2 separate regions of the Homo sapiens genome follow, and region 1 is linked to region 2. The links are chromatin contacts, found by Hi-C in ENCODE. All regions are on one chromosome and are shown on one strand. The core of a region is the stretch at or near the end of the contact, and the rest is flanking DNA. Distances in the headings are between cores, read along the strand shown. Region 1 holds the start of COPS7A (COP9 signalosome subunit 7A). Region 2 has its middle 5.7 kb from the start of FOXJ2.

What was found. A loop is a pair of places that touch in the nucleus more often than their neighbours do. Pooled maps may share reads with other maps.
Region 1: a loop to region 2 is called in a pooled map, with 10 times the contacts of the local background. The contact joins the promoter of COPS7A here to the enhancer-like site in region 2. A Hi-C loop is called at or near these places in 5 of 50 pooled maps.

What each region holds. Positions count from the first base shown.
Region 1 is chr12:6,721,710-6,725,685 of GRCh38, forward strand. It overlaps COPS7A (COP9 signalosome subunit 7A), which reads left to right and starts at 2,337. Exons shown (of 8, transcript NM_001164094.2): 1 at 2,337-2,470; 2 at 2,905-3,109. The coding sequence starts at 2,948. RefSeq lists enhancers at 2,262-2,471, 2,502-2,641, 2,772-2,991.
Region 2 is chr12:8,024,777-8,029,256 of GRCh38, forward strand. No RefSeq gene overlaps it. Among named protein-coding and RNA genes, the nearest start is that of FOXJ2, 5.7 kb to the right of the region's middle. RefSeq lists an enhancer at 2,040-2,229. Within about 2 kb of position 2,360, at least 41 of the 41 ENCODE cell types and tissues checked have a DNase peak (open chromatin) inside an H3K27ac peak, as active enhancers do.

The DNA.
Region 1 (3,976 bases), core at 1,087-3,586, 1.3 Mb before region 2:
CCACGCCCAGCTCGCTTATCTTTCTCAATACAGTGTTGGAATCAGACAAACTTGCATTTAGATCTCAGTTTCATCACAGACCGGTAACCTTCAACAAACTATTTAACTTCTGTATTCCTAAGTGTCCTCACAGGTGAATTGAGACACTAATATGCACCTCATAGGGTTGCAAAGATCGAATAAAAATTTGAACAATCGGCCGGGTGCGGCGGCTCGCGCCTGTAATCCCAGCACTTTGGGAGACAGAGGCCGGTGGATCACGAGATCAGGAGATCGAGACCATCCTGGCTAGCATGGTGAAACCACAGCTCTACTAAAAATACAAAAATTAGCCGGGCATGGTGGCGCGTCCCTGTAATCCCAGCTACTTGGGAGGCTGAGGCAGGAGAACCGCTTGAACCTGGGAGGTGGAGGTTGCAATGAGCCGAGATTGTGCCGCTGCACTCCAGCCTGGGCCATAGAGCAAGACTGTCTCAAAAAAAAATAAATAAGATAAAAATTTGAACAATCGAGGCTGCAGTGAGCTGTGATCGCATCACTGCACGCCACCCTGGGCAACAGAGTGAAACCATGCCTCTAAAAAAAAAAAAAAAAAAAAAAAAAAAAAAGTAAAAAATGAACAAATAAAGCACTTGGCGCAAAATAGAACAAATACGGGTTATTTTCTCATCCCTTCATCTTACATGTTTTTCCCTTCTCTCTAAAAATGATAAGCTTGGCCGGGCGCAGTGGTTTACGCCTGTAATCCCAGCACTTTGGGAGTCTGAGGCGGGCGGATCACGAGGTCAGGAGATCGAGACCATCCTGGCTAACACGGTGAAACCCCGTCTCTACTAAAAATACAAAAATTAGCCGGGCGTAGTGGCGGGCGCCTGTAGTCCCAGCTATTCGGGAGGCTGAGGCCAGAGAATGGCGTGAACCCGGGAGGCGAAGCTTGCAGTGAGCCGAGATCGCGCCACTGCACTCCAGCCTGGGCGACAGAGCGAGACTCCGTCTCAAATTAAAAAAAAAAAAAAAAGATAAGCTTGGGGCGGGGAGGGGTGGATGCAAAATAATAATAATAATGTTTGGACTCATTAATTCCTTGCTTCCTTCAAACTCTGAATATTTTATTATGCCTTTGATTCCTTCTACTCACTTTTGTTTCACCTTTTCCATTCATTTCTTCTTCTCCTCTTCCTCCTTTCTCTTTCCTTTCTGTGTTTCTGCTTATTTTCTATCACAAACCAAAATATGCGGACCATAAACTGCATCTGCAGTTCCTTTAGCCCTAACAGACTACGAGTCCTATTTCTCTTTATCTTTCTCTTTTTCACTTTCTTGTCTTTCCATTACTTACAAGTTTCTTAATTTTCCTGAGTTCAGTTTTTCCATCTGGAAAGTGGAGATAACAATTACTAGATCGTTGTATCAGATGAATTAAGTAATGCTCATGGCTTAACACAAAGGCCAAGATGTCATTAACTTTACCCTCACTTGACCTTCTGCAAGCCTGTTGTGAAATATAAAACACTATAGAAATGTTAGTTGTTTTTGTTTTTATTAAAGTATCATATTGAAGTAGAAAGATGGTTTTGAGTTTGAAAAGCTCCAGATAAATCCTTGGATTTTTATGAGCCTCAATTTCCTTTTCTGTAAAATGAGAACCACATAGGGTTTTTTCCTCCCCAAGAAATTAAGAGTCCATGTACTGAAAGCATCATTCTACAAGTATTAATACATATGTAGTAATCATGGTAGAGGGTGTCCTGAAGTCACAGGGGAATATTTGTGAGGATTCAACGGAATAAAATTTTAAAAGATGTCTGACCAATAGTAAGCACTCAATACATGTTAGCTTTATTCTCTCTTTTATTTTTCTCGCTTCTTTTCTCCTGCTCTTCAAAAAAGTGAGTGGTTGAACCACCTAGGTGATCTCTGCTGCTAAACTTCTATTATTGATTTTTGTTTGCTTCCTCTCTGCCCCTTGTTTCCTCATCCCGTTTTTTTCCCTCTTCTTCACTCCTTCCGTTACAGCTTTTCTCTTGCCTCAGGTACCCAGTGCAGTCCTGATCTCCAGCTCTCCAGCGGCTTAGAACAGACACAGAATGGGCCGGGACCAGGGACCCACCAGAGACGTCTGTAGTTAATAGCTGGCGCTCTTCCACTAATAAAGTTTTATTGAAATAAAGCATTTAAAAAGGCGCCCGTCATTCTTCCCCCAGCGACCAATCGAAGAGTAGAATGCCTGCGTCCCTCACTGGAGCTTCAGCGGTCGGAACGCGGGGGTGGGGCATGTCCTGCCGAAATTTGCGTCCTTAGAGCGGAAGTACGGCCGGAAGCCCGCCATAGAGTTTAGTGGCCAGAGCGACTCTTCAGGGAGGTGGCAGGAAAGGCTTGGAACAGCTGCCGGAGGTGACGGAGCGGCGGCCCCGCCCGGTGCGCTGGAGGTCGAAGCTTCCAGGTAGCGGCCCGCAGAGCCTGACCCAGGGTACGACGAAGCAGTCGGCGGGAGCCCACGGTCGCTGGGCGGTGTCTTTAAGGGAGGGGGCGGAGCCACGTGTAAGCTTCAATGGGGGTGAGGTCACGTGGTTGTGGGCGCGTGCGGGGCAGCAATGGAGAGCTGAGGGAGCGTCGTCAGGGTGGACACCATGCGACACCCATTTCTCCTTTGCATCCTGTGTCTTGGGGTTCAATGGGGTGCACGTGATGGGGCTTGGGGTTAGGCCCAGGGGAGGGGGTGGGTGTGGCAGCCTTGCGAAGTGGCTGACTTTAGGATTCCTAGATCAGAATTTTAGACCGCTCCATGTCTGATTCCTCACCGCAGAACCGACTTAGTGCCTTTACAATCCAGTCCCTCAGCCTTGTGCTTCCCATCCGACCAGCCATCGGGGACCTCTAGCTTCACATCCTCTTTCCTTGCAGCTCTGGACATCCTGAGCCCAAGTCCCCCACACTCAGTGCAGTGATGAGTGCGGAAGTGAAGGTGACAGGGCAGAACCAGGAGCAATTTCTGCTCCTAGCCAAGTCGGCCAAGGGGGCAGCGCTGGCCACACTCATCCATCAGGTGCTGGAGGCCCCTGGTGTCTACGTGTTTGGAGAACTGCTGGACATGCCCAATGTTAGAGAGGTGGGTTGCTGGCTTGAATAGCCCTCAGAGAAGCGTGGGCAAAGGTTTGAATTTGAGAATGGGTGGGCAGGGCTCATTTTGTGATCCAATAACCATTCAGTTGAACAAGAAAACAGTGATAATTAAATGCCAACTTGCAGAAGTAACCAGTGAACAAGCAAACCAGCTCTCCTTTGGAGATAAGGGATCTGTAAAGCCCACTATTTTTCATTTTAAGCAAAAGAGCATCCTATTCAGAATAGGAAACCTGATTTCCAGCCGGTCTCCACCAGTGTAGTAGCTGTTAATTCTCATGTCACCTTGATCAGGTCACTTTTGTTTTAGGGCTTCAGCTTTCTCTTTTTTTTTTTTTTTTTGAGACGGAGTCTTGCTCTGTCACCCAGGCTGGAGTGCAGTGGCGTGATCTCAGCTGAGTGCAAGCTCTGCCTCCTGGGTTCACGCCATTCTCCTGCCTCAGCCTCCTCAGTAGCTGGGACTACAGGCGCCCGCCACCATGCCCGGCTAACTTTTTTGTATTTTTAGTAGAGATGGGATTTCACTGTGTTAGCCAGGATGATCTCGATCTCCTGACCTCGTGATCCGCCCGCCTTGACCTCCCAAGGTGCTGGGATTACAGGCTTGAGCCACCGCACCTAGCCAACTTTCTCTTTTAAAAATGGAGACAATACTGCCCCTCTCTGTTGTGGGAATAAAGTGAGATTATGGGAAAGTGTGAAGTCTGGTACAAGTGGAGAGTGAACATGTTAAATTAGCATGCCCTTTTCTTCCCTATGTGCAGCATATGCTAATCTATTCAAGTTAGCTAAGGGAGAACGTGTCTTTTTCCCAGAGACACATGGCAAACTGCTAGGAACACAGCAGAGAGAA
Region 2 (4,480 bases), core at 1,110-3,609:
GGATCACGAGGTCAAGAGATCGAGACTATCCTGGCCAACATGGTGAACACCCGCCTCTACTAAAGATACAAAAAAATTAGTTGGGTGTGGTGGCATACCTGTAGTCCCAGCTACTTGGGAGGCTGAGGCAGGAGAATCGCTTGAAGCCAGGAGGCAGAGGTTGCAGTGAGCCAAGATCACGCCACTGCACTCCAGACAGAGCAAGACTCTGTCTTAAAAAAAAAAGGAAAGAAAAACTCCGGACTAGAAAAAAAGTGTACATCATGCTAAGGAAGCAAATGATTCCATAACTAACATAGTATAGATGATACCTCTCAAGCTCTCAAATAATTTCTTCCTAGTCTCTTGCCTCAGATTGTAGGATAAACACTTTATGTTCCATTCACTGAATGTAGAGGACATCTTTTCACTAATCCCACCTATCTTTTCAATTTTTCCAGGAAGGTAGGTTGAGGGGAAATCTGCTTTCAAATTTTAAAGGCCTCAAGGTGTTAGGAGGAAAACAGCATTTTCTCATGGAAGTAGCATCTCAGGTAGGTTTGTGAAGTAGCATCTCAGGTAGGTTTGTGAAGCAGATCTACTTCAAGTCTCGCATTTTTAGGATTTTTCCAGCATTATTTTTTTATTTATGAGACGGAGTCTCGCTGTGTTGCCCAGGCTGGAATGCAGTGGCAACATCTCGGCTCACCGCAACCTCGCCTCCCTAGTTTAAGCGATTTCCGGCTAATTTTTGCATTTTTTAGCAGAGACTGGGTTTCACCATGTTGGACAGGCTGGTCTCGAAATCCTGACCTCAGGTGATCCGCCCGCCTTGGCCTCTCAAAGTGCTAGGATTACAGGCGTGAGCCACCGTGCCCAGCAGTGTACTTTATAAAAGTCTTCTCCCTCTGGTTTGGTTCACATCATCAGTTGACTACCTACTATGTATCCGACACTGCCGGGCACCAGAGATAAGATGTAGTTCTCAGCAAGGCGCGGTGGCTCACGCCTGTAATCCCAACATTTTGGAAGGCTGCGGTGGGCGGATCATTTGAGGTCAGAAGTTCGAGACCAGCCTGGCCAACATGGTGAAACCCCGTCTCTACTAAAAATACAAAAAACATTAGCTGGGCGTGGTGGCGGGCGCCTGTAGTCCCAGCTACTCGGGAGTCTGAGGCAGGAGAATCGTTTGAATCCCGGAGAGTGCAGTGAGCCGAAATCACGCTTCAGCCTGGGTGATGGACCGAGACCCTGTCTAAAGAAAAAAAATGAATAAAAAAAATAAAAAAAGATGTAGTTCTCTAACGAGGAAGGCTTCTGTATGTGATTAATGCCCTTCATTCAGAGAAATCTTTACAGTTCTTTTCACCTGCATCTACTCTCTCCAACTATTATACGAATGGTTTCTAACCCAACTGCTTGAATACTGTGATCCAGGGTCAGTCTTCAGCTTTCTAATATTAGAGAAACTTAGTTTTCCCTGTCCTTGTCTAAAGGCAGGGTGAAACCCTTTTCCTTTCCTCCGTGTCATTCATTCTCTTATGTAACGTAAACAAATGGGAAGTCTGGGACCAAAGGCTCATAAGAATTTAATTATCATGCAGATTCCAGAAAGCCAGTGTACACGCAGACTTCGGAGGCAGTAAACAGGAAACCATCGATCCCGTGCAGGAAATGACCTTGTTTGAAGGCAACGAAGGTGTCGCGGATTTCCCTCGTTTTCCTTCAGTTCCTTTCTAAACTCATTTCCGTGTTTCAATCAGTTTGGTCCTTCTCTACATTAACAGAGTCCCCCCGGCCCAGAGAGAATGGCAAACAGACCCTTCCCTTTAGTGGACATTTTTATGTCTTGTTTTACATCACTGCAAATCTCAGCCAATCAGTAGTTGGGGTAGGAGGTACCAAAATAATCCTCACTTCCTCCCCCAAATACCACCCCTCGCGTGCGTCATCCTGTGATAGATTACCAACGCAGCCAATCAACAAGCGATCTTGGGCCGGGCCTACCCGAACCCCAGCCAATTAAGAGGAAGATGAAGAATTGGGGCGGAGGATGGAAAACTTGCCACCTCTTTTGGAAATGATTTGAAGAGGTGCGTCCGGAACGAGGGAAACTTACGACTTTTGCTAACGATCGCGGCGTGCTGTGTATCTCCTGTGCCAGTTCTGTCTCCCCAAGACCCCACCCCAAGATGGGCCCCATGGCCCACGTACCCGGCCCCCAGTTTCAGTAGGACGTGTCCTTATCCCTGAGGTCCTCCAGAAAGGAACCCAACCCCAATGGCCCGTGCTTCACACGCTCCTCCCCGCGCCGGTGGAGTAGGGGGCAGGAGAGACCTGCTGCCTCTGGCGCCAACCTTTCCATTCAGTGCGTCTTTCCTGCCTAGCCCACGTTCCCGGGCCGGAGCTGACACGGGGGTGGGAGGAGCCGAGTGCTTGCTCGTCTTGGGCAGAGGCGAAAGCTTCTTAAGGTGGAACAGGAATGTTGGGCTGCTGGGCCTCTACCGCTGGGATGTGCCGGCCCCTGCTTCCCAACCTCGCCTCCCAGTTTTTCATCTCTTGTTCCCTGGCTCCAGTCTAATTTTTAGGGGAGTGGAAATCAAACAGGCTGGGAAGAGGATAGAAAAATAACGTAGAAAAGCTGGGCGCGGTGGCTCACGCCTGTAATCCCAGCACTTTGGGAGGCCAAGACGGGCGGATCACGAGGTCAGGAGATCGAGACCACCCTGGCTAACACGGTGAAAACCCGTCTCTACTAAAAATACAAAAAATTAGCCGGGCGTGGTGGCAGGCGCCTGTAGTCCCAGCTACTCGGGAGGCTGAGGCAGGAGAATGGCGTGAACCCGGGAGGCGGAGCTTGCAGTGAGTCGAGATCGTGCCACCGCACTCCAGCCTGGGCGACAAGAGCGAAAACTCCGTCTCAAAAAAAAAAAAAAAAAAAAAAGGAAAGTTAACGTAGAAAACTGTAAATAATAAACAGTTATGTAAAGGAAATACAAACTATACAGATAACTTCACCTTTATGATTTAATATCTTGCGTTCTATTCCCCCCATTACTTTTTATTTTTTCAATTCCCATAGAGTCAATGGTGACCCCATTATCTTTTAAAGTAGCAGTTAGAATTTTTCTGATGGTGCAAATGTAAGCTCATATTTTGTCTGATAAATATTACTAAATGAATCGTTTCTATGTTGGTTTAGTTTCTCTCTAATAGACCTGACTAGAGTCATTAAAAGAGGTCAGAACTCTGTGTCTAGTGGCGGCAGGCTACCCCCTACTCCGTTGATCACAGGTCCCCAGGAATCTGGAAGAGTGGAGATGCGGTCTTGGCTGTGGTTCAGTTGTCTCATTTGTAAATGGGAATAACATTTCCCCACCTCGTAGGTTTAGTGTCAATCCTAAAAGACCTAGTGTAAATGAAAACATTGTAATCTGAAAGGTGTAAACAGACATTAGGTAGTATTACACATACAAAGCATATAATAATAGTAAACATAGTCCTAGCTATGTTCCAGCATTTTTAAACAGTACTTTAAATTTAATTTTTATTTTTTGAGATGGAGTCTCCGATCTGTCGCCCAGGCTGGAGTGCAGTAGCGCGATCTTGGCTTACTGCAACCTCTGCCTCCCAGGCTCAAGCGATTCTTCTTCCTCAGCCACCCGAGTAGCTGGAGCTACAGGTGCGTGCCGCCACACCCGACTAATTTTTGCATTTTTAGTGAAGACAGGGGTATCACCATATTGGCCAGGCTAGTCTCGAACTCCTGACCTCGTGATCCGCCCGCCTCAGACTCCCAGTGTTGGGATTACAGGTGTGAACCACCACGCTCGGCTAAACAGTACTTTTTAAAAAATTGTTTATCTTGTAATAATTCAAACACACACAAAAGTAGAGAAAATAAGATTTTTTTTTTTTTGAGACAGTCTCATTCTGTCACTCAGGCTGGAGTGCAATGGCACGATCTCAGCTCACTGCAACCTCCGCCTCCCGGGTTCAAGCAATTCTCCTGCCTCAGCCTCCCGAGTAGCTGGGATTGCAGGCACCTGCTATCATGCCCAACTAATTTTCATATTTTTGTAGAGACGGGGTTTCTCCATGTTGGTCAGGGTGGTCTTGAACTCCTGACCTCAGGTGATCCACCTGCCTTGGCCTCCCAAAGTGCTGGGATTACAGGCATGAGCCACCACGTCTGGCCCAGAGAATAGCATTTTAAAAAAACTGTTGTAAAAAGCAACATTCGTTCAATCTTTCATCTATCATCTGTACTCCTCTCCCCCATTACTTGATTATTTTGAAGCAAATTTCAGGCATTTCATGTCTAAATACTTTAGTATTCATAAATATTCATAAAATGGTAATTCCATTAGCACCTAAAGTATACAATAATTGTTTGATATCGCCCTCAGTATTGGAATTTTACCAGTTGTCTCATAATATTTTTTCCAGTTGCTTTGTTTTAATCAGGATCCCTCAAAAGGTCTACATATTGTATTTGATG